Regions from separate parts of the Mus musculus genome. Here all the other regions are linked to region 1. The links are chromatin loops, found by intact Hi-C in ENCODE. Cell type or tissue: left cerebral cortex. All regions are shown on one strand. Region 1 overlaps Hoxa9 (homeobox A9). Region 2 overlaps C530044C16Rik (RIKEN cDNA C530044C16 gene). Region 3 overlaps Snx10 (sorting nexin 10).

Region 1 (5,000 bases):
CTGGCGACCTTTTACTGCTCAGCTCGATTGCACATCATAAACCCGACTTCACAATGGAATTGCCCCGGAAATTCTCCTCTAAATTATAGAGTTTGGTTCCTGGTGTACAAAGCACTTTCTTATCACTTTCAGTGGGTCCAGGCTGCCTCCACCTACCCCACCCCCGTTTACCGCATCCTCTCAGGGGGGTCTTGGAAGCACAAAAGACAGAGGGATGTTCAAATCCCGCTGGAACGAACCCCAGCTCCTACCTAGTAAAGGGCTCAGGTTTTGGTGGGGAGGAGGGCAGGTGGGAGCTGGGCTATCTCCCCTGGAGCATAAGGACCCTAAGGCGGCAATATCCGGGATCCACTTTATGGTGGACCAGGATGGGAAACAGAAGAGGTGAAACAGGGAGGGGGTAGAAATCGAAATAACAGTGTCTTCTAAGAGAGAAATAAAATTCTAAAATAGCTAAAAGAAGATGAAGCAAACCAAAAGAAGGCTAGGAGATCAAAGAGGCGAAATTAGACTGCTTTAGACCAATAAATTGTTCCTGGGGTGACACAGAAGGGCGCACAGTGAAAGGCCAGGCAGGCCCAGGCGGTCTGTCTAGACTCAGGAGACTGGAGCAGTCCAAAGGCACGTGTCTAAAGTGGAACTTCTCTTTAGAAGGAGACCTGACAACCAGAGTTCGGAGTTGGGTTGAACAGGAAAAACACGACACTAACACACCTAGGAAGGTCATCTGAATTTGGCCTGAAAGGACTAAGTGGTTCCCACAAGAGACTCTGTGCTAGTTTGCCAAGGCCAAATAGGTCCCAAATTCTGCTGTTTTCAAGGTCTTGGCACTTCTGGGCACAAGTCTTCCCTCTGAGTGGGATTCAAGACTCACCAAAAACCCTCACTTCGTTTCTGTGTCTCTTTTCCCTTGGCAGACTTTGAACAAAATCAGACTCTCAGCAAGGCCTATTTAATTATATGTTTTCTGACTGTTGGCTCCCTACTTATTTAATGGAAATGTATCTGTTATGTGTGAAAATATTCACACACTATTGAGCCCAGACCCAGTTTTTAATCTGCTATCTAAATATTTCCCAACGCTGTCCCAGAACTAGCTTTCAAACCTACTGCCAGAGTTTGTTTCCTCCGTTTCCTGTGGCCAGATAGTCCTCAATGTTTAAATCTAGGTTTAGAATGTAAACGCAGACCTTTGCAGCAAAACGGCGCCTTCTAGAGAGTCCAGTGGTGCTGAGTTTGGGGGACTTTGAACCTTTCTAGTCTCCTCCCCTGAGAAGATGGTGGGCTTCAGCTATTGGGCTTGGAGACTATGTCCCCCGACTTAGTGAAAGGCGCCTGACTTGGACGCGGCCACCAATTCCTACCCGAAGCGAATAAATAAGCCCAGTTCCTTGCCGGGTCTTGTCCGGACGAAGACAGCGACAGGCTGTGAAAAACCTCTCAGCAGCGAAGACCAGAGAGCAGCCTGCCCCGCCGCCAGTCGGCCAAGGGCAAGGGAGGCTGCTGGCCTAGTCATTTCACCAGGCCTCTGAGCTCCTGGAGGCCTGCACCTACCTAGGGCCTCTGTGATCCGTGGAGGGAAGCGGCTGCTGCCAACCAGTGACTTCCATTGTTAGAAAACTGGAGCATTCTATTTGTGCCCACTGCTCAGCAGTAACATAAATATAGATTTCTCAGGATTAGGATAGGTATCTCTTGGTGCTCTCTCCAAGAAGCTATAAAACCCTTCCTACAATCAGATGCTGTGAAGTAGCATGAATTACATACGGAAATATAACGAGGATATATGCCTGTAGTACCTACGTGTGTGCAGGAAGATTTTTTTTTAAGGGAGTAAGAGAGAGAAAGAGAGGGAGACCCAGGAGATACGTCAGCCAGGATCGAGTCCCTGGTTTTACAGCGCATTCAGCACGGAGATGCGAGTCATAAACATTTTGTGGGCTTGGCCGAGACTATTACGACCCAAATAAATGCACTGTACGGTCTATATTCACGGCGCTTCGAAGGGTTAGTTTTCTTTTTGCTCTTGTGTTTTCTTTCCGAAACCATCCTACCCCAGAGTCTGATCCCACACACTAGCCGCCTTGCTCTGAAGCTGGGGACATCTAGCATTAAAAGTAGCCTGAGAATGAATGGGGATTTTTTTTTCTTTCTTCTAGCCTCCTCAACCGGCGACACCAGAGTAGCCTTGGCCTTTCAATGCCAAAGAAATACCACGGCCTGAGAAGCAAGAACGACTTCAACCATATGAATGCGTTTTGAAGCTAGAGTGTTAATGTACTTATTTAAACGTATAGATCATTTATTTTCGAACAACCTAACAGTTCCTAGACTATGCCCCAAGTTACCCCAGCGTGGCCAAGTTCCCCGAAGATCTACACAAGACAGCCACCAAGTATGACTTTATAACCAATTTTCAGCCGCCTAATTTTAAGGTCAGGTATTCAAACCGACCAAGTCCCCGATCTCTCTCTCTCTCTCTCTCTCTCTCTCTCTCTCTCTCTCTCTCTCTCTCTCTCCCCATACTGGTGGTGGCTAGCTAGGCCTGGTACCCCCCCACCCTGAACCAGGTTTGGGGACCTCACGGGTCGGCGGAACCCGTGGCCACAGGATGCGCTCTCTGTGGGTTCATCTGGTCCTGGGGCCGTAGGTGTTCATTCCCTTGTTCTTCGATCGTGAACGACCCGTTCCCCGTGCGCCTCGCTGTCCCTAGATCTCTGCTGGGATGAGGACTGTGACCCTGAAATGGAACTGGCGTTCTCAGCCACAGCCCCGCACCTTCGGCGTCGCTGCTGCCACGCAACACAGCGGTCTCGGAATGGGGCCGGGGAGGAGCGAGCGCCGAAGGTCAGGCAAGCCCCGGCGCATGCTGTGTCCCTTGGAGGCTTTCAGGCTGGCATGAGCAGCAGGGAAAATATACGACTGCTGCTCACACAAATCCCATTCCAGAAAGGCTCGCTTCAAGTCGACATTTTAGGAGCTTCCTAGGTCTCGGCGGCCGGAGATGGCGGCGAGAAAGCCTCTTGCGTGGAGCCACACTGCCATCTCCTGGAATTTTCTTGGCACTGCAGCCGCAGCTGCTCTGGCCCGCGTGAACTTCGGCAACGCCTGTGACCCCACCAGCGTTCCACTCCCATGGGCGGAGCGAGGGCCCTGTCCCTGGGGAATCCTTGGGGAGCCAGGAACCTACGCTGCCGAGGGGGCAATACCCATAAAAGAGGGCTGTTTCCGCAGTCTCTTTATCGGAGGCAGACAGAGCAAACAAATGAAAGGGTTTTGGTGGGATACCCTAATTGGAGCTGGACAGTTGTAAACTCATTAAGAGCCGAATTCCAGACAGTTCGCAGACCTTCCTTTATGGCACACCCTTACTGCATAAGCTTTGAAGTCCTTTCTGTCTGCAACAACAGAGGGCGTGCCAACCTGGCGGCTCGTTGGGGGTGGGGGTTAAGGAGAAGCCCCATCCACCCTCACCCTGGTCCCCCTTTCCCGGCTTAGAAGACAGTCAACATTGCAGAGAGATGGGGGTGCGAAGGAAAAGAATTGGGGGGTGTGAGGCGAGGCAGAATCCTCTGGCTACATCTGGAAGGCGCTTGGGCCTCCGAAGGCAGTCGTTCCCCCTACGCAGCCCTTTACACCCCATAAAGGGTAACAGCCCTCATTTTCTTTTATGGCGCTTCGGGGCTTGTCGGTTGCTAAGGCCTGCTTCTGTGGGGACTCCGAAGGTGGCTTAGCAGTGTAGGATGCTGAGCCCCTACCCCCAACCCGCCTCCGGCCAGGTTGGCAGGACTCAATGGGGCACAAGGGTATGGCTTTTCCACTCTCTGAAAACCCCTGACTATTTGAAGGAGCAGCCTCATTGCCGACATGTGGCTCCTGCCTGCCTCCTCAGAGTTTTCTTACACAGCTCCTTGACTTCCAGCCCTCAACTCGACCACCCTACTTCCAAAGGCTTCTTCAGTCCTTTTTTTTTTTTTTTTTTTTTTTTTTTTTTGTGAGTCCAGGGTTGGGGAATATTTTTGGAGGCAGCCAAAATGAAAGGGTGGACTTTCCACTGCTGCTGGCCAGCGAGGCCTAGCTTTCTGATGCTTCTCTGGTCGCCTGGCAAATAGATCCGAGTCTATTTGCTCCTCCGCTGGACTTCCCAGCTTTCCGCCTCTGCTTCCTAGCTACCGGCAACCATCTGAGTCGAGGGTGCTTAGGCCTGGCCCAACTACGGCTGGTTCCAGCGAGAGAGAGACCGAATTAGGGCTTTATCAACCTCACCTCAGCCCTCCCCCGAAAATATACCTAGAAAAAGAAGGTGCAAAGAGCAGAGCCGCACAACGTAAAAGAATCAATATATTTTATTTGGCAAAAGTTAAATATCTCGACACAACAATTTGGTCAGTAGGCCTTGAGGTAACTATTGCAAAATATACAGTGTATGTTCAATCCGATGGGAACCCCAAATTCACCAAGGATACAAATCTACAGTAGCCCAAGAGCAGTTTCATGGTGTATAATTTATTATCAATAAAATTAACTCCATTACAATAAGCACTCACTTTCTCCCAATTAAAATTAAGCGTAAACCCATAGGTAGCAACCCTCTGCACACACGTATAGCTCCGAATTTCCTCACTTCTCCTCTGGTGCAAAAACAATATTCAAGCTTTCTGATTATGAATATTTCTTTAATATGGAGATTCTATATACATTGGACAAAATTGGAGTCTAGAACGTAAAGATGAAGAAGCCCACATTTCAAAAGTAGATAAATCATGAATCTATGCATCCCGGAGAACTATCTCTCTTTTCTTTCCAAATCTGATTTCACTGGGAAATCCTTACAGCTAGTTTACAATCGTAGGTTAACAGTCTAGCTACACAGAAGACTACAGAGCTATACATTATGCCACAGCTTCTCTCCCCCCATAAACAACCTGAGTTCAAATTGAATTCTAGCTTCCACAATCACAATGGGTACTTCACCCAGCACAGAAGTTTGAGTCACAAAA
Region 2 (5,000 bases), 1.4 Mb before region 1:
ACCTGGGGTGAAGGGTGGGACACGGGGGTGGGCCTTTGAATAATTGCCGAGGCTTTCAAGAAAATGTTAGCATTTATCTTCCCGCAAGGTTTGCCTCACTGAAGCTGAGCTGTTTTGCTCTGTTCAATGAGATATTGATGGAGCGCTGAACTCTGTGATAAATGTTAACTTTTTAATGCACACTGTGTCCCAGAGGCAAGGCCTATGTGGGCTATTGAGAGAAGCAGGCTCAACGAGCCGCTGCTCAAAATTCCAGGAGGTTAATCGACAAATCAGCCTGGAAATGGGGGAACCAGCTGCACGCCTGCTCTACTCTGGCTTTTCTCACAATCCAAGGCATCTGGGTACCATCTTCATGCACAAATAGCCCGTTTCTCAACTTCTCTGGGGTTTTGGCTGACGGGACCATTTGTTTTTTATTATTATTAATGGCATCCTCTTTTCTGACAGGCTCCAGACAACCTCGCTGGTTCAGGTCACCAAGGTAGTCTGGGAAGTAGGGCTCCTCAGCAGGCCCTTTGCCTGGCACTGTAGTGTGGCTGGGCTAGCAGGTCATGGAACTTTTTGTCTTCCTGCCCCCAGTTGTTCTTAGGAGTGAGTTGTGGTGGAGACACAGAGTTCTGGAGATCCATGCTGATATCTGCGAAGGACCCAAAGATACAGAAAACTCATGCCTGCTCCAACTGAGCTGCATGTTAGACTCAATGATGCAGAGGTCACACCCATGGACGTGGATGTCATCGCTTTAGACTGCAGCCAGGATGTGGGACTTTCAACAAAGCTGCCCAGAGGATTCAACATGCAACAGATCTGAGAACCACAGACTCAACCCAAAGTTCATCCGAAAGGCTCCAGGATGGCAAAAGATGTTTCCTTTCTAAACATCACTCACCAGTGCTCCTCTCCCAACTCCAAAATGAAAACTCTCCTCTTTCTCTAAGAATAGAAAGTAGGGATCTGGTGGTTCTTGGGTATAATTGAGTTTAATGTATATTTTTTTTCTCTAAAATCTAGGTGAGAGTCCTTAAAGCCATGAATCCAAGCACACATGTCCAAGAAGACACAGGAGGTTCAGTATTTCCTACTTAAAACTAGAACTGTTGGTGGAGAAGCTTGGCAGAACCAGTGCTGCCGAGGACCTTCCCTGAAAAGTGATATTCTACTCTGAGACAAGCTGTACACGGGCAGAAACACATGCCCGGTGTCACCTAGCCTCTGTGACAGTCCCGGCAGATCACTTTAGTGCCACCCTCCTCTATAGAGCACACTAAGTTGTCAGTGATGGGATGGATCTTGACCTATTGTTATCCTTTGTTTATTGATTTTTTTCCCCTTTAGTTTGAAAGCAACGTGGATCTCCATCTAAAACTATCATTCAAAATTCATTCAGTATTTCCTGAAGGAACTGAAATGTCTAACTCACCAAACAAAGACCTTCTACCTCACAAGTCACGCTGTTTGGGCTTGGACGCTGTAGGTTAAAACTTCCAGGTTGTCGAAGAGAATAACAGATTTGAATCAACTCAAGTTCTGTGTCTTGTCTTTGTAATCCCGGCAAGCACTGTTTATCCCACATCTATTATTTAAGAGTGTGTCAGGACATACGGCCAAAGACAGAACTCCAAGGATCTTTCATGGCTCCAAACCACCATAAGTATCCTGTGCACGTTGTCTGTCGTTGCCTTTGTGTGCATGACCGTGCGATTTGTAAATTTATCTCCTTGTGAAATATGTTTGTTTTAAATAATATAAATGTGCTAATTTGAAGCAAATGTACTTACTAATTTATTTATTTGTTAAAATGCATTCCTTCAAACACAGACCAAGTGATTTGAGGGGTTAGGAACATCTTTTCATTGTATGGATGGCACGTGGTGATAATAAAAAGCAGACTGACTTCAGTCAATTTTATTGTTGTTTGACGTTCTCTGTAGACAACATGCCCCCTCACTCCTTACCCCTGGAGCAGACCACTTAATATTCCCACGACACTCTTCCTTAGTCAAGGCCCCAACATCTAACGACGGAAGTTGGAACTAACACCCAGGTTTCCTGACTCCCAAATCAGTACCATTCTGTGTATAACATACCATGAATAATGCATTTTTCACAAAAGAGCCCAGGGACGTGAGGACAAATTTCTAAAACAGCCTGTAATGAATAATTGCAGAGCTGTGCAGTGCAGTCAGAAACTGAGGACGTGGGCCAGGCCCATTCGGTCCTCTGTGTAGTTTCAGTTCATTTCAGTCCAGAGGTCTGGGTGACATGTGTCCCCTAAGAAAACAGAGGCGACTCTAGTTTTAATAAGGCGACAATTGTTATCTCACTTTATTAACAAGTAGCTTGTATCAGACTGAAACATTTACTGTCTGCATTCAGCTTGAATACTGTATTCATTACGTTTTCTAATCTGTGTGATTACTACCTGTGTAATTTGATGTCTGCATCTGCTATCAGAATTCTTTCAGCTCATTATATTTCCCATCTTTTTTTTTTTTTTTTAATAGAGGATAAGATCGGGACATGGAAAATTGCAGCAGATTGCCTAAGGCGAACTGTAAGCAGCCGGCAGCTGGATGGAGCAGAGCAGATCTCTGTTGTGAAGGGATGTGAGAGGGATGGTTTCTGGGTCTGTGCTCTGCTGTGACAAGCCAGGTGGAGATGGCGCTGGCTCCCTTTCCTATGTAGGGACTGGCTATCCCCAGGCGAGAACTTGGCCTGGTCTTGCCAACTCAGGAAAATTATTTGGATAGAAATTGTGACGTCTAATTGGACACTGTGTGGTTAGTAAACTGTGGCTGAGAATCCCCATGGTGAGGAGTCAGTACCGCGACAAAGCCAGCAAGCTGAGAGGAAACTATTTTTAGATAGACGATAAGTTCATGTTTGCATGTGACATGTAAACCACAGGACAGCAGCATCAAAAATGGCGGAAATGGTTGAGAGCACCAAGTCTACACTTAGCCAAACCTGGAGCTAGACATGGCTTTGCCTTTTTCTGTCAACGTGACTTTAGGGAATTTCCTTATACTCTTTTATGCTTGAGATTTTCCCCTGGTGAAGAACAGAAGGAATGGTGGGAGATTCCCTTCAGAGTTGTTTCAAGAGTGAGGGGATGTGTGCATTGCTTGAGTGATTTAGTTCCCCACCCCCTCTGTCTTCCTTTCTTTCTCTGTATTTTAAGATGGGCTCTTCCCGTGCAGCTCCAGCTGACCTAGAACTCTCTATAGCACAGGCTAGTCTAAAACTGTCTATGTAGCACAAGCTGTCTTAGAACTCTCTATGTAGCACATGTTGGCCTAAAACTCTGCATGTAGCACAGGCTGGCCTAGAACTCTCTATGTAGCACAGGTTGGCAGTGAAGTTACTGTCCTCCCATCTCAGCGTCCTGAACTCTGGGATTAGAGGTATGTGGCACCACACCTTGCCTTTGGGCCCCCTTCTTTCAATTACTAATGTGTCCCTTGAGAGTGTCCAACTAGCATCTTCTGTCTTCTGAGTAGTTTGGCTGTTTTCTAACAGCCCTTGGCATGAGAGGAATTAGGAAAGGCCATGCCTTCTCTTTATCATTTCCTAAGTCCGACCAGTGGTGTGTGCTCTACTCTGGCATTACTTCCTGGCTGTCTTCCTTTGCATAGTCAGGGAGAGTGAATACTAGGCTAAAGCAATATCATTAACGTTCCCCACTCTACAGCCAGAGTCTCCCACTTCACCACGCCCACGGCAAATACAAATCCCCTTAAGGAGCAGCCAGGCCTGTAGCTGCTTGAGACCATCAGCAACAATTAAAGCGTGTCAGAGGAACCCCATGTCAGGATGCGCTTACTGCTACCTGACCCTTTCCTCTTGGTCAGGGCACCAGGCCTCCACAAAGGTCCCTGACTCTGATCTGCTGTGGTCTATCTCAGGGAAAAACTGGCTAGAGAAACGTGCTCGGAGCAGACTTCCTGTCAGGGACACCTGCTGACTACCTGCAGCCCTCTCCATCACCAGGTATGCACCACCTTGAACAACAGGCCAAACTGAAGACTTAAATGGAGTTTCAGATGGGGGTCCCAGGACTTACGGGCTGCATGGTACCCAGCAGACTCTTTCAATCCTGTGAGTTTCAAGTTCATGCCTACAGAGCAAGCACAATGGTCTCACACACAGGCTTTGTGATGCTCTCAGAGATCTAAGTGAATAACACAAACGGGCTGGACACGCGTCTCACTGGGCAAGCGCATACTTAGCATGAACTTGGCGCTCTCTCTCTCTCTCTCTCTCTCTCACACACACACACACACACACACACACATAGCCTGTAAAATAAATAAATAAAAATTTTAAATGCATTTGTTAAAAGCCAATGATCTCATCTTCCAAACACCCATGCCAGCATTACCTAAATCATCAGTAGGAAGGATTTGTCCCCGCCAAGCCCGTGTGCTCATTCATTCGTCTCCTCTCTTTCTATCAGTCGAATCATGCACAGCTGTGAAGCCCACGCCGACTCTCCACTTCCTGTCTACACGGTCTTGGATGGCTGCTCCCACCCCACCTCCCACAGAAAGAGGGCTCAGGCACTAGTATCAGGGGATCTGCTACATATGGTCGTTTTTAGTTTACTTGGTTGTCGCTGAATCCCTGCTAATACCAGTAAGTACTTCTAGAGCATGCATCCTGTACCAGGAGCTGTCGTACTTGATGTCAAAACTCACCTAACCTCACAGCAGCCCAGTGAGTAGATCTGCTAATAACCCAGTTTTACAGATGGGAAAGGTGAGGCACAACTAGATCAGAAGTAACACAGCTGACAATTGGTGATGGCAAGATCAGATTACCGGGATCCAGTTCCACTCTGAGATCTGAAGTCATCACAGGCTCTTTCTCCTTCAGAGCAAAACAGCTTTTGAGGGCCATTAACAATATAACCATCTGTATATGAGATGCACTTCTTGTGTGACAAGCGTCTTTCTCAGCAGGACAGCAATGAATGAGTCATGAAATGACAGTCCCTG
Region 3 (5,000 bases), 630 kb before region 1:
TCTCAAAAGACTGGCTTAATTGGAATAAAATAGCTTTTTTTTTTTAAGTGTCCCAAAGATAAGATATCTTGGGGTCCACCATGAGCTTCCAGTTTCAGCCGAGGCAGCAGTTTTCCTGGGATAATTAGCCAAGGGTTCCCCAGAGTCTTCCTAGGTATCTCTGGGAACCAGCAGAAGGAATTTTCACCTAAGAGGGATAACTTGTTGCTTCCAATGAATGGCTCCCACTCTCGTGGGTGCAAAAGCGGCAGCAAAAAGCAGCCATTTACTTGGGTACTTAAGAGTTATTGTATTAATAAAAAGTTATTGACTTGTCCTTTGAGAGCCTTCTTACAGAGAATTGGTTAAAAAAACCAAACATTCAATTTGGAATAAGAATGATTTTTTAAAGTTCTGTCTGAAACATTATCAAACTTGTGTAAATATTTTGATTTATGTCTTAGATCCTGTTAACCGTGTCCTCTAATTGTCTTTATTTTAATGCCAAAAGGAAGTGATTATGCAGCTGTGTGTAGAGTTTCAGAGCAAGTTCCTCAGCAGTGTAGATGAATTCACATCATTTATGTTTTAACGGCGTTTTTTTGGAAAGCATAAATTGTGACATCAGTTATCATGCTACTTCTTGGTGACATAATATAACCTTTGAAGTTAATATGAAGTGATGTTTGCTCCATAAACTCCACAGTCACTGTTTTCACATTAAACATGAAAGCAAAGCAAAACAAAACTTTGTTCGATTTCTTACTTTACATAGGAGAATATATTTCCTCTAACTCAGACCTAAGGTCTGTGATTTTTTTTTTTTTTTTTTTTTTTTTTTTTTTTTGTAATTACTGGTAATTTCTCATTGAAGAGCTCTGGTCAGACTTGGTTTGAGGCTCCCTGCGTTGTATTTGCTCTGCTTTGGCTGTCAAAACAGCTGAGCCCCAGCAAGCGTCTTCAAACTGACTTTTTGGGGTCTAGATAGTTCCATTTCCAATAGGGCTTTGTTTTATGCTCTCATGTCTGTAGGAAAACAAGTAGCTAAGCATTTAACATGTAACTAAGCAGAGGATACATTTAGTGTTATTTTAAATGTGAATTAAGCTTTAAGAATCGTAGTTCTGTATGTCTTATGGTTTACAGTCAGCAAAACTCGATTTTTCTGGATTTTTCTGCAGGTACAGCACCTGAAAGGTCATAATCCTTTGTATTTTGTTTTAGAGTTGACTTTATACGTAGCTGAAGGTGTTGGCAGTGAAAGTCAACAACCTGTTACTTAAGACTTAAAGTCTCCTTTGCTACAAAGTGATTTTCATTCTAGTTAAAAATTTCAGTTAAAAAAAAAACACTAGGGGAAACCACAAATGTTTGTCTTCAATCATTTGCCATTCCTTAAGATACTAAATATATTTTGCCAGAGCTCTTCAGGTCTACTTCAAATTATATTTAACAACAAATACAAACAAGTTATTAGCAACATGGAGAAGTAAACGCATAAAACTTCTTACATGACATTAGCACTTAATCAAATTTATTTAGTTTATCCATGTTCTAGCCAACAGTGGCAGCTGGATGTTGTCTTGAGCCCAGCTTCTTTATTTTGTTGCTTCTTTAAGGGTTTATTATCAAGTTAAATGTGTACAATAAGGTTTTCAGGATTGAGCCATTTTCATGAAAGGCCTAATTTTTTTTTTTAAGTACAAAAATTAAGAAGGCTTATTCTGTTTCTAAATTGTCTTTTTAAAAAATATTTAAATTAGTTAGCTGGTGCCGGATGAGTACAACGCCGTCCTTTCCACCGAGAAAGCATTTATTTCAATACAGTTTTGTTTCTGAAGAAAACCATTTCTTAATTTGCTATGAACACATTTTTAAACGTAAAATGTCTGAACTTAGTTGTGGCAACTTGACATTCATTAAAGGCATAGATACAGTTTTCTTTGCAAGTCAAGGCAAGAAATGCAGACATTTTAATAAATGGAGCTAAAAATAATTTAGCATGTAAAGAAACAATTCCTTTGGAGTTTGATACATTCACAATGGGTTCAGGGCTTTGTTCTTGGCTGGACGCGTTTTACAGTCCAGTCACCACTGTCAGCCCTTAAGTCAAACCCTTTCCCTCTTGCTGGAAACTTCTAGGTCCTTGTTAAAAATAGTGCACTGGACATTAATTTATTTTAGCAGCAAAAACTCTGGTAGTTCATGACCCTTTTCCTTCAAAATTCCAAAGACTTATTTTCAAAAGATAGATTAGAAAAGAGGGAGAGAAGAACACTAAGCTACAAAAATTTGTGCGGAATCCACTCTGCTTTAAGCAAAAGAGAAGTAGAGATGCTGCAGAAGCCAGCAGGCTCTGAGTGTCATAGCGCGTGGATTTCGACTCTTACCTGGACCTTCTTTATAGCTCAGTCCCCCACCCCCGTGGGCCTCGGCTCAGCAGCCCTCAAGCTCCTGCCATCCCACGCATGCTCCCGCTTCCTCGGTTGGGTAACCCATGGCAACCGCCCTGGTAACCCATAGCAACTGCTCTGCGGAACTGAGTGGGGGATGGGAGGAAGCCATTTGGAGTGGGCGGGTGGAGAGCGATTTACCATGGCCCACCTGCCTCCGGCACCGCCAGCGTCCCGCACCCAGACAGTGAGGACCAAACAAAGCCACCGCACACGTGCCGGGCGTGGGTGGGGGAGGCACGTGGGCCTTTGTTCTTCAGACCGCCGCCCTCCGAGAGAGTGCACATGGCTCCATCAGCTCCAGCCTTAGCTGACCCCACGCTGCGCTGTGCGCTTATTCCCAGGAGCCTGGAACCTTCCAGACCGGAGCCCAATACGCTAACCTTCCTCTCTTGCCTGACCCGGTTGGGCCCAGGAGCGGAACTTTCGTCCCTGGGAAAGAATCGCGTGCGTCCAGGTTCTGGGTCGCGCGTGGGGAGATGTAGGTCCCCAAGCTGCTGAGCCAGGTCACTTGAAGCTGACCTGCGGTGCGAGGCCACGGGTGGACGGACGGGGTCGCTGTCGGGCAGCGTGGCGCGTTGATACCCTGCAGTCTATGCCCAGAGCATCATCTGCTGGCTTGTGCTCTCCAGACTCTAAGCCTGTGGTGAGATGGTTCAGGCTAAATCTGCATCGGGCCAGAAAGCAAGACAGAGGGGGTGAAGGGGGAGATGGCACTAGGTGTTGAGAGTCATGTCACGGCAGATCACAGTCTACCTAGCTGTGACTCTAAGCTCATTTGGACAAAAGAAAAAAGAAAAGAAAAGAAAAGAAAACATTTGACCTGGATAATTTTGTGGTCCTCTGAGTCCTCAATTCTATTTTCTGTAGGTACATATCAGTTATAAATCTAAATAGCAAAGCCATCAGGAGCATCCTTTTGGGTGATGCTAAAACTACACATGTACCATATACTCTTGTATAATGTGCCTCTCTTTTCAAGTTAACTAGGTCCAATATGGGTTACACACTTAATAGTACTCTTAACACCTGACGAGAAGCTGGACTCAGATTTTAATCCTCTCATTTTAAAAAAAGGCATATTCAAAGGTCTATATTTGCTAGTATTGATCTTGGGGAACTGGGTTTATTTTCACAAACACAACCTTCTGGCTTCTTCCTGCAGAGCATGGGTGCCAAAGAGTCTGTATGTCCTGCTAGAGGCAGAGCAGAGGCGTCTCACCGTCCAAGCGGGTGCTCAGTACAGTTCCAGCCCTCAGCACGGTACTGTGTTAGGAGCCCTGTACTTTAATCTTTTTTTTTTCTTTTTTTAACAAAAGCAATTACAGAAAAGTGCACATTTAACGTGTGACATTTAACATTTTTGCCGTGGCAGGCAGCCTCCACTTAAATGGGGCCTTTCTTTGGAACAACAGGAGCCAAAAGGCCTTGTGTCACGGAGTAATGTAAGACACAATCAGGGCTGCAAACGCACAATGAATCGGGAAGGATTTATGTAATTAATTGACCAGTCTTAACCTGTTATCGTGATGTAAGGAATTTGGAACTCATTAATTTGGGCTCTGACAGATTTCATATTAGAACTGGCAAATATGGATTGAGCCTCTTATTCTTGTAGCAGCTGGAATTTCCATGACAGTGAGGATTACTGAAGAAGACCTATTGCTAGAGGCAAACTGCTTTTTTGTAATCAGTGGCCCTGCTCTGCATTAAAGGGATAATGAAAAATAAAATTACCTGGCATGGGAAGTGGAAGGGGGCGAGGTCACCCCACCGCTGTGTGTGACGAGGGCAAGCATTTGCAGCCGAAAAAAATATACTAATTTCAATCTTAAAGTTAGTTGGTTTCTCAAGTATCCTGAGATAGAGGAGTCTTGGGGGTCAAGGTTCTTTTGTTGTCAAAGTTAAAAAGGAATTAAAAGAGGGAGACTTGGAACCTCCTCCATGTGGACAGAGACTGTATAAAAAAGGAGTCTCTGGGGCTGGAGAGATGGCTCAGCAGTTAAGAGCACTGGTTGCTCTTCCAGAGGTCCTGAGTTCAATACCCAGCAACCACATGGTGGCTCACAACCATCTGTAATGGGATGCACGAAGACAGAGTACTCCTATACATAAAATAAATAAGCAAATCTTTAAAAAGAGAGAGAACAGAAGAAAAAGAAAGCTTTCCAGGGACAGGGTTCTGCCGATCCACCCATGAGCAGTTCAGAGCTCTGAAGGAGGAGTGGCTTTCTCAAGAGCCACCTCCTCCCGTCTCCTTGTCAGGACTCCTTAGCGGAGCCCACACAGCCAGGACTGGCCGCTCAGAGGATAATCTAATCTGGGTTCTCTTCACACTGTATGATGTTTAGTGAGTCACCCATTTGAAAACATTTAGCTTCTTTGTGATTTTTACAAAAACTCTGTAAAAGCCCAACTTTCATTTTTCACTCTGCTTGACAGTCAGAAAATTGCTAGGGTTAGAAGAAGGTCCCTGAGATTAGAAGGAATGTTTTTCCTCTTTCTTGCACATTAGGCCTCCCTTATTGCCATTCTGTGTGATAAGGTTAATACAACAACTGCGGCAGG

What was found. Peaks named below come from ENCODE experiments on the same cell type or tissue, not always from the same donor. Only the 100,000 strongest peaks of a DNase experiment are listed, where the experiment ranks them.
Region 2: a loop joins it to region 1, with 4 times the contacts of the local background. A loop is called at or near these places in 5 of 42 quality-filtered maps.
Region 3: a loop joins it to region 1, with 10 times the contacts of the local background. A loop is called at or near these places in 33 of 42 quality-filtered maps.

Annotation. Positions count from the first base shown.
Region 1 is chr6:52,218,769-52,223,768 of GRCm38, forward strand. It overlaps Hoxa9 (homeobox A9), which reads right to left. Exons shown (of 2, transcript NM_010456.3): 2 at 4,329-5,000. Among named protein-coding and RNA genes, the nearest start is that of Hoxa7, 2.7 kb to the left of the region's middle. In left cerebral cortex, a CTCF peak has its summit at 3,050 (motif pointing left); DNase peaks (open chromatin) are centred at 1,706, 2,068, 2,242 and 3,008; H3K4me3 peaks cover 735 bases.
Region 2 is chr6:50,813,130-50,818,129 of GRCm38, forward strand. C530044C16Rik (RIKEN cDNA C530044C16 gene) reads left to right here. Exons shown (of 5, transcript NR_045984.1): 5 at 1,015-1,765. All of the region lies in intron 1 of Gm31455 (a long non-coding RNA gene), which reads right to left. Among named protein-coding and RNA genes, the nearest start is that of Gm31455, 6.6 kb to the right of the region's middle. In left cerebral cortex, no CTCF peak of the experiment used is centred here; a DNase peak (open chromatin) is centred at 2,134.
Region 3 is chr6:51,589,953-51,594,952 of GRCm38, forward strand. It overlaps Snx10 (sorting nexin 10), which reads left to right. Exons shown (of 7, transcript NM_001127349.1): 7 at 1-718. Among named protein-coding and RNA genes, the nearest start is that of Snx10, 69 kb to the left of the region's middle. In left cerebral cortex, a CTCF peak has its summit at 2,977; DNase peaks (open chromatin) are centred at 2,499, 2,956, 3,714 and 4,711; H3K4me3 peaks cover 1,524 bases; H3K27ac peaks cover 4,271 bases.